Regions from separate parts of the Homo sapiens genome. Here region 1 is linked to region 2. A link is an interaction called in ENCODE POLR2A ChIA-PET data of the cell type or tissue named here. Cell type or tissue: A673. All regions are shown on one strand. Region 1 overlaps EPS15 (epidermal growth factor receptor pathway substrate 15). Region 2 holds the start of LOC124904727 (U6 spliceosomal RNA).

Evidence for each region. ChIA-PET counts read pairs that join two places held together with the same protein. Peaks named below come from ENCODE experiments on the same cell type or tissue, not always from the same donor. Only the 100,000 strongest peaks of a DNase experiment are listed, where the experiment ranks them.
Region 1: POLR2A ChIA-PET joins it to region 2 with 7 read pairs; 1 of 35 experiments calls an interaction of 5 or more read pairs at or near these places.

Annotation. Positions count from the first base shown.
Region 1 is chr1:51,507,260-51,515,259 of GRCh38, forward strand. The region is part of intron 1 of EPS15 (epidermal growth factor receptor pathway substrate 15); the gene reads right to left. Among named protein-coding and RNA genes, the nearest start is that of EPS15-AS1, 7.0 kb to the right of the region's middle. In A673, no CTCF peak of the experiment used is centred here; no DNase peak of the experiment used is centred here; H3K4me3 peaks cover 1,590 bases; H3K27ac peaks cover 2,069 bases.
Region 2 is chr1:50,747,141-50,755,140 of GRCh38, forward strand. The region is part of intron 4 of FAF1 (Fas associated factor 1); the gene reads right to left. It overlaps LOC124904727 (U6 spliceosomal RNA), which reads left to right and starts at 3,156; the gene lies at 3,156-3,258. In A673, a CTCF peak has its summit at 3,035 (motif pointing right); a DNase peak (open chromatin) is centred at 3,061.

The sequences.
Region 1 (8,000 bases), 760 kb after region 2:
ATAAAATATCTGTACACATTAGGGCTTAAACTATAAAGCACACAATCAATTAATATGCTCCAAAGACATTAAAAAGATGCTAAGCAGACCACATAGGAAAACACTTAAAGAAAACAGAATAGGCCAGGTGCAGTGGCTCACACCTGTAATCCCAGCACTTTGGGAGGCTGAGGCGGGTAGATCACAAGATCAGGAGTTCAAGACTAGCCTGGCCAACATGGTGAAACCCCATCTCTACCAAAAATACAAAAATTGGGCAGGTATGGTGGCACACACCTGTAATCCCAGCTACTTGGGATACTGAGGCAGGAGAACTGCTTGAACCTGGGAGATGGAAGTTGCAGTGGGCTGAGATCACGTCACTGTACTCCAGTCTGGGTGACAGAGGAAGACTCCATCTCAGAAAAAAAAAAAGGAGAACAGAATAAAAAATGTTACATACATATATATACACACATATATATGTGTGTGTGTGTATGAAAGAGAGATAATAACTACATTTGGAAAAAAAAGAAACGATGTAAAAGACTAAAATTTAAAGAATGGTGTGGATGGTGATCTATCTTCTACTTTTCGACATGCATGTTCCAAGTTTTCTTTAGTGAGTGAAGAATACTGGAAATGAAAAAACATTTAGGCCCAACGCGGTGGCTCACGCCTGTATTTCCAGCACTTTGGGAGGCCGAGGCAGGTGGATCACGAGGTCAGAAGATCGAGACCATCCTGGCCAACATGGTGAAAGCCCTCTCTACTAAAAATACAAAATACAAAAATTGGCTGGGCATGGTGGTGTGCACCTGTAGTCCCAGCTACTCAGGAGGCTGAGGCAGGAGAATTGCTTGAACCCGAGAGGTGGAGGTTGCAGTGAGCTGAGATCGCACCATTGCACTCCAGCCTGGCAACAGAGCAAGACTCAGTCACAAAAAGAGAAAAGAAAAGAAAAGAAAAGAAAAGAAAAGAAAAGAAAAGAAAAGAAAAGAAAGAGAGAAAGAGAGAGAGAGAGAGAGAGAGAGAAAGAGAGAAAGAGAGAAAGAGAGAGAGAGAAAGAGAGAAAGAGAGAAAGAGAGAAAGAGAAAGAGAGAAAGAAAGAAAGAAAGAAAGAAAGAAAGAAAGAAAGAAAGAAAGAGAAAATTTAAACAAATACATATAAATTCTGCAGGTAAGTATTAATAATAATACAAGCAATTCTATTTATCAAATGTCTCCTATATCTCAACAATGTGTATACATCATACATAAGCAAATGAAAGGGTTTAAGTAATTTGCCATGATCACTCAGAGATGTCACAAATGGCAGAGCTACAATTCAATCCAGGTTTGTCTTGTACTATATCCAGTGTTCTTCCCACTACGTAAAACTTCTCTCAGTGTCCCTGGGATGAGAATCTTGACACTCTGTTAAAATATATATATAAAATATTTTACCTACTGTTTTGGAGTAGATCACAGATCTTTTGAAGTCTATCCTTGAGTCCCCTTCCTATGCTCTATGGTCAAAGTTAAAAATTCTTCCTTTATTACAAAAAAAAGATAAAACAAGGAATCTCATAAGAAAATTGATGTTATATCCCACAATATGAACTCTATGCACCAAAATACAATTTAACTTGAATCAAATGTTCCTATAGATTTATGTTATCCTTTCAAGTACAGTTTAAATATCCTCTACAGTAACAACCCTGGATCCTATAAAACCATTAAATAATTAAAAACTATATTACCACCAAAAGTTTCATCATAATCACAGTATTCTCTCATGGCACCCCCTTGCCTTACTTCTATCATCCTTTATCACAGTACTTGTCACACAAGAAAGTCAGTGTTTATCTCCCTAAAAAACCAAAAGCTACTTCAGAGCAAATGTCATGGTCTTATTCTGTATGTCCAAGGCTTACTAGAGTAGTGACACACAGGAGGCATCTAGTAAATGTTTTCTGAAACAGAGGATCAACCATCAATACTGGAAGCACCTTTAATGCATATAATTTCATATTTTTTATATATGCATAATGCTATATCTATGTTGTACCTACAGAACAAAAGATGGAATGAAGTTATCAATAATCCTTAGTATAAATGATCCATCAAAATTCTAATTAAGTGCAACATTTCATAAAAATTAATGGCTCATATAACTAAAATCTATCAATTTACCTAAGACATTCTAACTTCAGAGCCCAAGATCTCTCTCATTATTTTATGCTAGTTCTCAAAAATGTTCATCTGAGGATCAGAAATCATTACAGCTAATGGTTCCAGGTTTTAGTCAATAAAAGTCTATTTTATAGGGAGTCTCTGATACATTTTATCTTTAGCAATACAATACTGTAGAAACTCCAAGTCCAAATAACCATGTCTGAGAGAATATTAGCTTAAAAGTAAATATTGGTATGATGTACACTAACCTAGACAAGCTTAGATTTTCATGAGCAATAAATCTGGAGGTTGCAAAATGAAAAACTACCTTCTACTATGTCTACAAAAACTTTCCACTATAACTTCGTGCAACAATCACTTTCTAGAGATGTGGTGTATGCAATGATAAGTTGATTTTCACATAGGAAGATGTAGTAGCCTACAACATATGTTCAGCTATAACCAAGGAATGGTACCACAATAAGCTCTGTCAGAGCCATTTTGCCCTTAAAAATGCAGACTCATTCAATCAATATCCGAGTTGCTTAGACTACTGGGTTACAATTCTGGCTCTACCACTTAGCAGCAGTTTGACCTTGAACAAATTACTTCACCTCTGTGTCCCAGTTTTTTATTTTGTTTTGTTTTTGTAAAACAGGGATATAAGGATTACCAAGTTGTAAAGAATACTGAAAGGTTCATCAGGTTGTAAAGATTATTGAAAATAGCACATGACACGTAAGTGTGCTCAGTAAGTATTATTGTTATTATCCCACTATTGACCTCCTCCCCAATACACACAAACACACGCACACACACACCACTGGATAATTTCTTTTACATAACAATAGAGGAATGTAAGATCACATGAATGTTCATTCTTATCCCAAAATTTGACTGAAATATCATCAATGACTATAGGAAGCAGCATAGCAAATGTACTTGGAGAACAGATGTGCCTGGGTTCAAGTCTCAACTCTCCCACTTAAAATACAACCGTGAGCAAGTAATACAGAAGATTAATGCCTACTTGTAGAAAGGCTATGAAGATTAAGTGAAATAATGTATGTAGATCATCTAAAAGTATTTAGTATTTATTAGGTGTTCTAGAAGCATCAGTCCTCTTCCTTCTCAACAGTGGCATAAGAATGTTTTCCTTCCAGGATCTCTGTATTGATACTTAGCCCACTAGATAGAACTGTTCCACAACTAAAAGAAGACCACACTAAGTTTCCAAACTACAGTGGAGCCGGAAGAGGGAGGAGATCACACTAAAAAAGGCACAGAAATCACACATAAAATTAAGTTCACAATTTCAGGTTGCCTTCTCATTTAAGTTTTTTAAGCTCAATATTTATGCACAAGGAGTCAATCATGGCTCATGGCAGGCTTAAGAATAAAAATATGAAGATAAACTCTTTCCCCTGTCCTCACCCCTAGAAAGTATATCTTGTATGTCCTAATGGACCACAGAAAGTATGTATCTAGGCCGGGCACGATGGCTCACGCCTGTAATCCCAAGCAATTTGGGAGGCTGAGGAGGGAGGATCACCTGAGGTCAGGAGTTCGAGACCAGCCTGGCCAACATGGTGAAACCCCGTCTCTACTAAAAACACAAAAATTAGCCAGGTGTGGCGGTGGGCGCCTATAATCCCAGCTACTTGGGAGGCTGAGGCAGGAGAATCATTTGAACTCGGGAGGCAGAGGTTACAGTGAGCCGAGATCACACCACTGCACTCCAGCCTGAGCGACAGAGCCAGACCTCCGCCTCAAAAAATAATAATAAATAAATAAGTATATATCTAAACCAGTGATTTGGCCGGGCGCAGTGGCTCACACTATAATCTCAATACTTTGGGAGGCCAAGGCAGGAGGATCACTTGAGGTCGGGAGATAGAGACCAGCCTGGAAAACATGGTGAAATCCATCTGTACTAAAAATACAAAAAAAATTAGCCAGGCGTGGTGATGCACGCCTGTAATCCCAGCTACTCGGGAGGCTGAGGCACGAGAATTGCTTGAACCCAGGGGTGGAGGTTGCAGTGAGCCAAGATCACACCACTGCACTCCAGCCTGGACGACAGAGCGAGACTCTCTCTCAAAAGTACTAAAACTTTAAAATAAAAATAAATAAATAAACCAGTGATTCTAAACCAGAGGCAATTTAATCCTCTAGGAAATATTTGTCAGTGTCTGGAGATATTTCTGATTGCTGCAACTGGTGAAGGTGTTACGTCTAATGGATAAGGATGCTGCAAAACACCCTACAATGCACAGAACAGCCTCCCACAACAAGAAATTCTCCAGCCCAAAATCTCAAAGTGCCAAGGCTGAGAAACCATGATCTAAAAAACTATAAAGTACTGTAATATAAACGTCTTCCTCCAAAAAATATGTTCTTATCCTAGCATTCTTGGTCAAATTTGTATTCTTATTGCAGATTTAGTAAGGAATAAGCAGTTTGATTATTTCAGATGAAAAACTCCTGGTACTGTTATATTCCCATTGTAATAATCCCCAGTTTAAAGGAGGGAGGAAGTGAGGCTTACTTTTCTTTGTATATTTTTACCACATAAAAACAAGTTTTAAAAAGAGCCCAACTTTTATTTTTTAATTGCACCTCTGATTCATTTGAAAGCCTTATTTATATCACAAAAATGAGTTTCTTCTACCTCATTTCTATCCTACTTTTGCACAAAATATTCAGAAGTTCACATTTATGTGATAGGAAAGCAGAGTATATGAGGCAGGGTACAAGGCCAGCTTTTAACAAATTGGGAAACTACAGGAGTAGCTAAAGAAAATAAGTCACCAGTTCATTTTGTAATCACAACATGCTTAAGAGGTCTCAATAATACCCAAGAAGTCTCAGTAGTTTATTTCTAATATGCAAATGAGTGCACTTAAGAGGTTAAGTAATTTGCCCAAGATCACAGAACTACTCAGGGGCAGAACAGGTGTGCTCTTGCAGTTATATTAGTCTGCCTCTGCTCCTGAAGTTTAAAAATCTAGATTTTGCAGAAGCTCTAAGAGAAAAGACTGACAAATTAAACATATAAAACAAATATTTCTACATAATCAAAAAATGCCAAAAACAAAAAAAAATTCAGAGAAAAAAATTTTGCAAAGGATTTTGCAAAGAAGGGCAAATTTCCTAAATATAAGAAGAGTTCTTACAAATCAGTGAGAAAGAAGACAAACAGCCCATCAAGAGAACAGGTAAAAGACTAAAGCAGTTTATAAAAAAAGAAATACAAATGGTTTCAAAGGAAAAAAAAATAAGTTCAGCCTTACCCATAAAGAAATAACAAACTAAAACAATGAAATTGTTTGAAATCTTTCTGATTACTGGACTGACAATAATATACATGTTGATCAAGCTGTGGAGGAAATGACACTCTCAAACATGTGTGCTGCTACAGTGTTTCTGAATGTAAATGAGCAATATCTTTTTTTTTTTTTTTTTTTTTTGGAGACAGGGTCTTAGCTCTGTCACCTAGGCTGGAGTGCAGTGGTGCAATTATAGCTCACTGTAACCTGCTAATCATAGCTCACCTGTAGCCTGCTAGGACTACGGGCACACACCACCATGCCCAGCTAATTAAAAAAAATTTTTTTTTTGTCCCAGATGGATTTCACTATGTTACCCAGGCCTTGAACTCTTGGCTTCAATCAATCCTTCCGCCTCAGCCTCCCAAAGCACTGGAATTATAGGCCTGAGCCACTATGCCTACCCCAAATTAGCAGTATCTATGCAGATTAAAAGTATCCTCTGGCCCAAAAATTACACCTACTAGAAATTAATCCATATGCTCACACATGTGCACAAAAACATGTAAAAGAGTATCCACTGCAGCATAGTTGTAACAAAAGATTGAAAACAAAATAAATGTCCAGCATTAGGTGGCCAGTAAAATAAATAACAGTAAGTTCACATATAGAAATACCCTGAGGTTTTGAAAACAATAAGGGAGATCTATATGTGATGTTATAGAGCAATCTCCTAAATCAGTTAAGCTAAAAATAATATAACAACAAACTGTGAAACAATAAACAGCTTACACAAAAGAATATACATATACAGTATACATATATATTTATTCGCATATACACAGACTATTACTGGAAATTCACACAAGAAACTGGCAAGAATGGCTGCCTCTGGGAAAGCAAATGAGGGCCTAAAGCAGAAAGAAGACTTCACTAGCATTGTATGAATTTTTTTAACCATGAATTTATATTGGTTTTTTAATTTACTAACTATAAAACCTAAGTCCCAAATTCTGAGCCTCAGTATCCTCCAATTTGAAATGATGATAATAATAGCTTAGTTCATAGGTTACGCTTTGTTAAGTTATAAAGCAGCACAAAAAATTATAAATTAGTCCTCTAACTGAATTGTCCAAATCAATTAATATAATTATTATCATTCCTCTAATCAATTTCTCTAAATGTTTAGGATGAAAACTAAGTGTAGACACAATCTTAGAACACAAAGCTTTACTTTACACGTAGTTATTGTGTATTCAATTTAAATGAATAAATTCTCAAAAATGCCATAGAGAAAAGCTAAATCAGTTGATTACAGAAGGAATACATTCTCACTGTTGAAAACAAGGTAGATAAAAACTACAACCATGCTACTATAAAATTTTAGTGTTTTTTTTCTTCCAGGCTTTCTTCTACGCATGCTTAACTGGGTTAGATCATTTGTCTAAATAAAAAAAGTTCACTTTACTGTAATACAGCATTCAATTTACAAGATTCCTCAGATTATTAAAAACACCTAATAAATATAATTAATGAAGGCATACCTTGTTGATTCAACTGCTTTAAAAATGAAACTCCAGCATATGAATTTGCCTAATGAACTCTGCCTGGAGTAACTTTTCGTTTATTATTTCTACCAGTTCTCCAACTAACCAGATCTCTCTCAGGCCATTTACTTGGTTTTGGTTTCCAGAGTACTGATTTTTTTTTTAAAAACTTTTATTTTAGGTTCAAGGGTACATGTGAAGGTTTATTACATCAGTGGACTTGTGTCATAGGTATTAAGCCCAGTACCCAATAGTTATCTTTTCTGCTCCCAATTTTATTAAGCCCCAAACTCACAAACAAGTATATAAAGTGCTTTTTGTAATTCCCTAAAGAACAAGTAAAATATCTTAGATTAGGCCTTTAAAATCACACTATTAGAGATTGCAGAGATTCTGAACTATGATTCGTTGCTAATGATACTCAATCTTTTTCTATTACACGTTAGTCTGTTACTAGCATTCTGTCTGCAAATAGAGTGAAAACAAAGGAATGCACTCTTAGATTATTCCTGAGAGACTTGCTATTGGATGAACTTGTTCCTAATTAATTTTAACTATGACAACCTCTCCCAAGTGCTGAACATTTCAAGCCATCTTTGAGAAGGGTTAGATATCTCTCTCAAGAGATTTCCTGAGTATATCGAACCATAATTATAGGCAATAAAGAAAAACATCATTAATGTGCCTTTCCCATTGTAGGAACTCAAATATCTGTCATGTTGAGAACAATATCACTTTTCTGCTTCTGAGAACATGTTGTCATTTTCAAACTAACCTGTATTTACTGTCATAATTGTTAAACCAGACTACTAAGATGATATGTTTATTAGCACTTGTACTGCGTACTTGTTTAAAAAATGAAACTGAAAATAAACACTACAAACTGTGAAATTATGGGAGATGTTTTCCTCTAATTTCCAAGTTTTCTGTAATACAGTTATATCACTCTTGTAATTTAACAAAAAAAGCATTAGAACTGTTGTTATACCATTTATATACTAGGATTTTTAAAATTAAGTCCCTACTTAAGGGCTTTTTTATTACTTTA
Region 2 (8,000 bases):
TGGGGCACTGCCTGGTGGAGCTGTGAGAAGAAGGCCACCATCATCCAGACCCTGGAATGATAGATCCACTAAATACCCTGCACCTGGACAAGCTGGAGGCACTCAACACCTGCCCTTGAGAGCAGCCATGGAAGCTGAACACTTCCAAGCCACAGGGGTGTAGCTGCCCAAGGCTTTGGGAGCCCACCCCTTGCATCATTGTACCCTGGATATGAGACATGGAGTCAAAGGAGATTATTTGGAACATTAAGATTTAATGACTATCCTGCTGGGTTTTGAACTTGCACAAGGCCTATAGCATCATTCTTTTGGCCATTTTCTCCCTTTTGGAATGGGAGTATTTACTCAATGCCTATACCCCCATTTTATCTTAGGAGTAAGTAACCTGCTTTTGCTTTTACAGGCTCACAGGTAAAAGGGACCAGCCTTGTCTCAGATGAGACTTTGGACTTCTGAGTTAGTGCCAGAATGAAGTAAGACTTTGGAGGACTGCTGAGAAGGGATGATTGTATTTTGCAATGTGAGAAGGACATGAGATTTGGGAGGGGCCACGGGTGAAATAATATGGTTTGGATTTGCATCCCCAATCATGTTAAATTATAATCCTGAGTGTTGGCAGTGGGGTCTGGTAGGAGGTGACTGAATCATGTGTGACAGATTTCCCCCTCTGGTGCTGTTCTTGTGATACAGTTCTCGTGAGATCTGGGTGTTTAAAAGTGTGTGCCACCTCCCCTCTCTCTCTTCCTCCTGCGCTGGCAATGTGACGATGTCTGCTCCTGCTTTGCCTTCCACCACGAGTAAAGGCTCCCTGAAGCCTCCCCAGAAGTAGATGTTGCCATGCTTCCTGTATAGCCTGCAGAACTGCGAACCAATTAAACCTTTTTTCTTTATAAATTACCCAGTCTCAGGTATTTTTTTATAGCACTGCCAGAACAGACTAATACAAATGTGTTGTATCAGATAGAGAAAGCTTTGTGAGAGAAATGAGACTTAAATTAAACTTGAAGTATAGTTGGTCTGCAAAGGACAGACAAACCAAAATAAGGAAGGATACTCTATACAGTAAAGAAAAATGCCAGGCGTGGTGGCTCATGCCTGTAATCCCAGCACTTTGGGAGGCCAAGGCAGGCAGATCAACTGAGGTCAGGAGTTCGAGACCAGCCTGCCCAACATGGTGAAACCCTGTCTCTACTAAAAATACAAAAAATTAGCCAGGCGTGGTGGCACATGCCTGTAATCCCAGCTACTCAGGAGGCTGAGGCAGGAGAATCACTTGAACCTGGGAGGCGGAGGCTGCAGTGAGCCAAGATTGCACCACTGCACCTAGATGACAAGAGTGAAACTCTGTCTCAAAAAAAAAAAAAAAGAAAAGAAAAAAAGAAAAATGACTGAAAGGTAAAAAAGCAAAAATAGACATGATGCTAATGAGAAACAGTGAGAAATCACAATTTTCCCTGTGCCCCACAATTATTTTTCAGGAATCAAATCTACTTATAAATTAATCAGCTGATTTCTGGCACTACACTATTTTAAAGATCAGTGAATCAGAATGTACTTATCTTTCATATATCTGCTTATGTTAGGTTGCTGCTAGTCTACAGTTTCAGATTAAAATATAATTCAATTCCATTTACAGTTAAGTACATGAATACCAAAAAGACTGATTATATTACATATTAAAAGAAGAAAAATAATTCCATGCTGATGAAGAAAAAGAAGAGTGGGGGGAGAACTTAAGATACACAAGTTCTATGGGAACACAACTACCTAAGTAAGCAATGCTACAATGCAATTATTCATGGTCTCAATGATACTTTTTAACTTTCCTTAAAAAGATCCCTATCTGAGCACTTTGGATAGTGATTAACTATCATAAAAATAATTCTGGTTCAACACTATAGTTGTGGAAGCAAAAACTTTAATCAATCTTGGCCTTCAAAAATGTCACTGCTGACAAAGAATCATTCTGTTTATGGAAAGAGTAGAAAAATAAGTCACAGTTTTTATACCAAACACATATAAACATTGCCTTTTTGCTTGTGGCTGAGGTTGATATTTCTAGAGCTGTACCTGTCTGGAACTGAGCTTATGCATTTGCAAGTCTGTCCAGTGCTCAGAAACCAATCTCCAAGACCTGACACCACCTTCTTACACTCTTGAAAACACTCTGAGCCCTCATGACTTAAAAGAAGTTTCTTAAAGGAAAAACAAGAAGGGACTTTAACTTAAAGTCCCAGTTACTCTTGCAGAAAGCCTGGGTAACACATGAGACAAATAGCCTTTTGTTCCACAGAAAGAGAGGAATAGAAAAAAAGCTGGAATCATGACAGCAACCTGAGTTCCTCATATTTTAAAAATTACTCTCTATTGCAAGGTGGCTCATGCCTATAATCCCAGCACTTTGGGAAGCCAAGGTAGAAGGACAGCTTGAGCTCAGAAGTTTGAGACCAACATGAGCAACACAGCAAGACACCACCACTGCAAAAAATTTTTAATAATTAGCTAGGCATGGTGGTACATGCATGTAGTCCCAGCTATTCAGGAGACTGAGGCAGGAGTACTGCTTGAGACCAGGAGATGGAGGCTGCAGTGAGCCATGATCGTTGCCACTGCACTCTATCCTGGATGACAGAGTGAGAACCTGTCTCAGAGAAAAAAAAAAAAACACGATTCTCAGCCTCAATCTCTTCTTCTGCAAAGTGGAAATGACAACCGTAGAACAAACACTTCGTTGGGTTGCTGTATTAAGTGACATAATTCACGAAAAATGTTTTGCAGAGTGCCTAATACATACTAAGGAACTCAAAAAATGTTATTTTGAGTTGTATTATTATTATTACAATTAATGAGATAACATACACATAAGTGCCTAGCATAGTACCTGGGCAGTATAGGTTCTCAAAACACAGGAGTTACTGTTTTTAGGAAATCCAAAATAATTCAGGGGAACAAAGTACTGGAATGTAGCAAGTTTCAGAGCCAGAATTCATATTTGTGTCTACCTAACTCCAAAGATCTTACCACAAGATGGCACTGCCACTGCAGTATCCCACCCCAGGCCACGTTCCTTGAAAAATTGTGAAGACATGCAGATGTCATCAAGAACAAATCACTGAATCCAATAGCATACTTTTGTATTTAAAAAATTAACTTAAGTGCTTGCTTTGGCAGCATATATACTAAATTTGGAACAATACAGAGAAGATTAGCATGATAAATAAGAATTTAAAACATTAACTTAATTGGATTATGATTTATATGTAATAAAACTCACTCATGAGTTTAGCCAAATATATACAGTGTTATAACCACCATACAATCAAGATAAGAACATTTCCCATAGCACAAAAACTTTCCTCATACATTCTTAGATCAAAAGCCTGCCCCTACTCACACTGATCCTCCTTCTCACCCTAAAGATTACTTTTGTCTGGGTTCCTTTGTTTGGAGTAATGTTTTCGAGATTTATCCTTTTTCTTTTCTTTTTTTTTTTTTTTTCATTTGAAACAGTATCTCTCTGTTGCCCAGGCTGGAGTGCAGTGGCGCAATCTCGGCCCACTGTAACCTCCACCTCCTGGGTTCAAGTGATTTTCCTGCCTCTGCCTCCCGAGTAGCTGGACTACAGGCACATCCCACCACACTCAGCTAATTTTTGTATTTTTAGTAGAGACGGGGGTTAACCATGCAGGCCAGGCTGGTCTCAAACTCCTGACCACAAGTGATCTGCCTGCCTTGGCCTCTCAAAATGCTGGGATTATAGGCATGAGCCACCGCACCTGGCCAGATTTATCCATGTTTATATGCGTACAAACAAATAGCTCCAAGTTTAGCTCTTTTTTTTTTTAACATGAAATGGGTGTTGAATATTGTCAAATGCTTTTTCTTATTTACTATACTAATATGGGGATGTACAGTGATGGATTATAAGCTGTTAAACAAGCTGTACATCCCCATATTAGTATAGTAAATGAGAAAAAGCATTTGACAATATTCAACACCCATTTCATGTTAAAAAAAAAAAAGAGCTAAACTTAGAGCAAAGTAGGAATATAAGGCAGCTTTGTAAACTTGATAGAGGGCATTGCTGAAGAACCTACAATAGTTGATAATGAAATACTAAATACTAAGTATTTCCCTCCTACGATCAAGAGCAGTGCTAGGGCCATTCAGCACTATTCAGCATTTCTATTTGTTTGATTGTTTGTTTGTTTTGAGATGGAGTCTCACTTTGTGGCCCATGCTGGAGTGCAGCAGCATGATCTCGGCTTACTGTAACCTCTGCCTCCTCCGCCTCCCAGGTTCAAGCAATTCTCCTGCCTCAGCCTCCCATGTAGCTGGGACTACAGGCACGTGCCACCACGCCTGACAAATTTTTGTATTTTTAGTAGAAACAGGGTTTCACCACGTTGGCCAGACTGGTCTTGAACTCCTGACCTCATGATCCACCCACCTCAGCCTCCCAAAGTGCTGGGATTACAGGCGTGAGCCACTGCACCCAGCCTACTATGTTTTTGTAAACAAGCCACATGGCCTACTTGGCTATGATGTATACTATAAACGTATTTATACATTTTATTATATTTTACTGAATTCAGTTTGCAACTATTTTGTAAAGGATTTCTCCCTCCATAGTTATAAGAAATATTTTCCTGTAAAAATCTCTATCTAATTTTGGTATTAGGGTAATGCTAGCTTCATAAAATAAATGAGGCAATGTTTCATCTCTCTCTTTTTTGCGAAGGACTGGTAATAGTTCTTCCTTAAATATTAGACAGAATTCACCAGAAAAGCCATCTAGCGTTTCAGGTTTTCTTTGTGGGAAGGTTTTGTTTTTGTTTTTGTTTTTTGAGACACAGTCTCACTCTATTGCCCAGGCTGGAGTGCAGTGGCACTATCTTGGCTCACTGCAACCTCCGCCTCCCAGGTTCAAGCGATTCTCCTGCCTCAGCCTCTTGAGTAGTTGGGACTACAGGCGCGTGCCACCACACCCAGCTAACTTTTGCATTTTTAGTAGAGACGGGGGTCTCGTCCTGTTGGCCAGGCTGGTCTCGAACTCCTGACCTCAGGGGAGCTGCCCACCTTGGCCTCCCCAAAGTGCTAGGATTACAGGTGTGAGCCACCATGCCAGGCCCTTTTTGTGGGAAGGTTTTGATTGACAATTCAATTTATATATTTGATGTACAGCTATTCAAATTTTTTACTTCTGTGAATGTGGTAACTTGTACCTTTAAAATAATTTTTCTAACCTTTTAGAGTTTCATGTAAATTTACCAGCATAAGTTTGTTCTTAATATCACCTTATAGTCCATGTAATGTACGTAGGCGCTTCTTTCATTCCCAATATGAATAACTTGTGTTTTCTCTTCTGTTCTTGTTTTTCACACTAGCAAAATAATTATCAGTTTTATTAATCTTTTTAAAAAACAGCTTTAGGTTTTGTTCATTTTCTCTACTACTTATCCATTTTCCACTTACTGTTTTCTGCTCTTATACATATTATTATGCTTCTGTACTTACTTTGGGTTTGATTTGCTCATTTTTTTGGTTTTGTTTTGTTTTTTTGAGACAGTCTCATTTTGTCACCCAGGCTGGAGTGCAGTGGGGTGATCTCAACTCACTGCAGCCTCCGCCTCCCGGGTTCAAGTGATTCTCCCGCCTCAGCCTCCAGTGTAGCTGGGACTACAGGTACACACCGCCACACCTGGCTAATTTTTGTATTTTTCAGTAGAGATGGGGTTTCACCATGTTGGCCAGGCTGGTCTCGAACTCCTGACCTGAAGTGTTCCACCTGCCTCAGCCTCCCAAAGTGCTGGGATTACAGGTGTGAGCCACTGCACCCAACCATCATCCTCTTCAAAAGGTCTTAACGGCTTCATTAAGATGTGTTTAACGTAAAATAAACTGCACATATTTGAAATCTAAATTTAATAAGTTTAAACAATTGAATCCAACAATGAAATCACCACCTTAATCAATGTTATGAATTTATCCATCACCCTCAATGGTTTCCATGTGCCCCTTGGTAATTCCACCATACCATCCCCAACCTCTTCCCTAGAGAACCACTAATTTGATTTCTATGACTGTGCCTTAGTTTGAATTTTCTAGAATTTTACATAATGGAATTGCAGAATGTATTCTGGATTCTTTCACTCAAAATGAACTGAGATTTTTCCATATCATTGCAGGTAACAATAGCCCACTCCTTTTATTAATAAGTATACCACTGTATGCATATACAACAATTTGGTTTATGTACATTTGGGGTTGTTTCCTGTTTGGAGCTATTACAAAGAAAGTTGCTATAAACAATAATGTACACGTCTTTGGTGGACATATGCCTCCATTTCTCTTGAGAACCTATGTAGAAACTACCAAAGTGTTTTACAAAGTGGCTTCCATTGCAATGTCTTCAAGTTTACCAGTATTTTCTTCAATGTCAGATCTGCTGTTAATCTCATCTGGTGGCTTTTCACTTCAGACATCACAGTCTTCAACTCTAGTTGTTCAACTGGGTCATTTCTACATTTCCAATGCCTTATTTTAAACCTTCCCTCTCTCTTTTTGAACACAGGTAATACAGTTAATAATAACTGCTCTAATGTCATTATCTGTTCTTTTTTTTTTTTTTTTTTGAGACATAGTCTCGCTTAGTAGCCCAGCCTGGAGTGTAGTGGTGCGATCTCGGCTCACTGCAACCTCTGCCTCCAGGATTCAAGCAATTCTCTTGCCTCAGTCTCCTGAGTAGCTGGGATTACAGGGGTACGCCACCATGCTCAGCTAATTTTTGTATTTTTGGCAGAGACGGGGTTTCAACACGTTGGCCAGGCTGGTCTCGATCTCCTGATCTCGTGATACGCCCACCTTGGCCTCCCAAACTGCTGGGATTACAGACGTGAACCACTGTGCCCAGCCTATCTGCTCATTCTAACATCTAGGTTAGACCTGGGTTGGTTATGATTGATCAATTTCTCTCCTCATTATGGGCCAGGTTTTTCTACATCTTTGCGTGCCTGGTAATTTTTTATTGGATGCCTGACATTGTAAATTTTATCTTGTTAAGTGCTGGATATTTTTGTAATCCTATAAATATTCCTGAGCTTAATTTTGGGATGCAGTTATGTTACTTAGACACAATTTAATCCTTTTGTGTTTTGCTTTTAAGATTTGTTAGTCAGCATTGCCCAAGCAGTATTTAATCTTGTACTAGTACTCTCCACCACTGAGGAAAGATCCTTCTGAGTAGTGTAACCAAAGCCACATGAATTATGAGGTTTTCCAATCTAGCTGGTAGGAACAGACACTATTACCAATTTTGTTCCCACTAAGCCTTTTGGGTGGTTTTTAGTTGTAATAGGAATGACAGTAAATCTGATTCCTGTTATTCCATACTGGCTGGAAATGAAATGGACTTTTCCTACTTCTTAGATGGAAGCTTTAGTCCTTGCTTTTACAACTTTCTTTATCTGTAATTAAGCATTTGAACCATAAGTTTCCCTCTCAATACCAATTTCTCAGTATCAAACAAATGCTGATATGCCATGTGTATTAGTCCATTTTCACACTGCTGATAAAGATATACCTGAGATTGGGCAATTTACAAAAGAAAGAGGTTTAATGGACTTACAGTTCCAAATGGTTGGGGAGGCCCTATAATCATGGTGGAAGGCAAGGAGGAGCAAGTCACATCTTACATGAATGGCAGCAAGCAGAGAGAGGTTGTGTAGGGAAACTCCTCCTTACAAAACCATCAGATCTGATAAGACTTGCTCACTATCATGAGAACAGCATGGGAAAGACCCACCCCCATGACTCAATTACCTCCCACAAGGTCCCTCCCACAACACGTGGGAATTCAAGATGAGATTTGGGTGGGGACACAGCCAAACCATATCATTCTGCCCCTGGCCCCTCCAAAATCTCATGTCCTCACATTTCCAACCAATCATGCCTTCCCAACAGTCCCCCAAAGTCTTAACTCATTTCACCATTAACTCAAA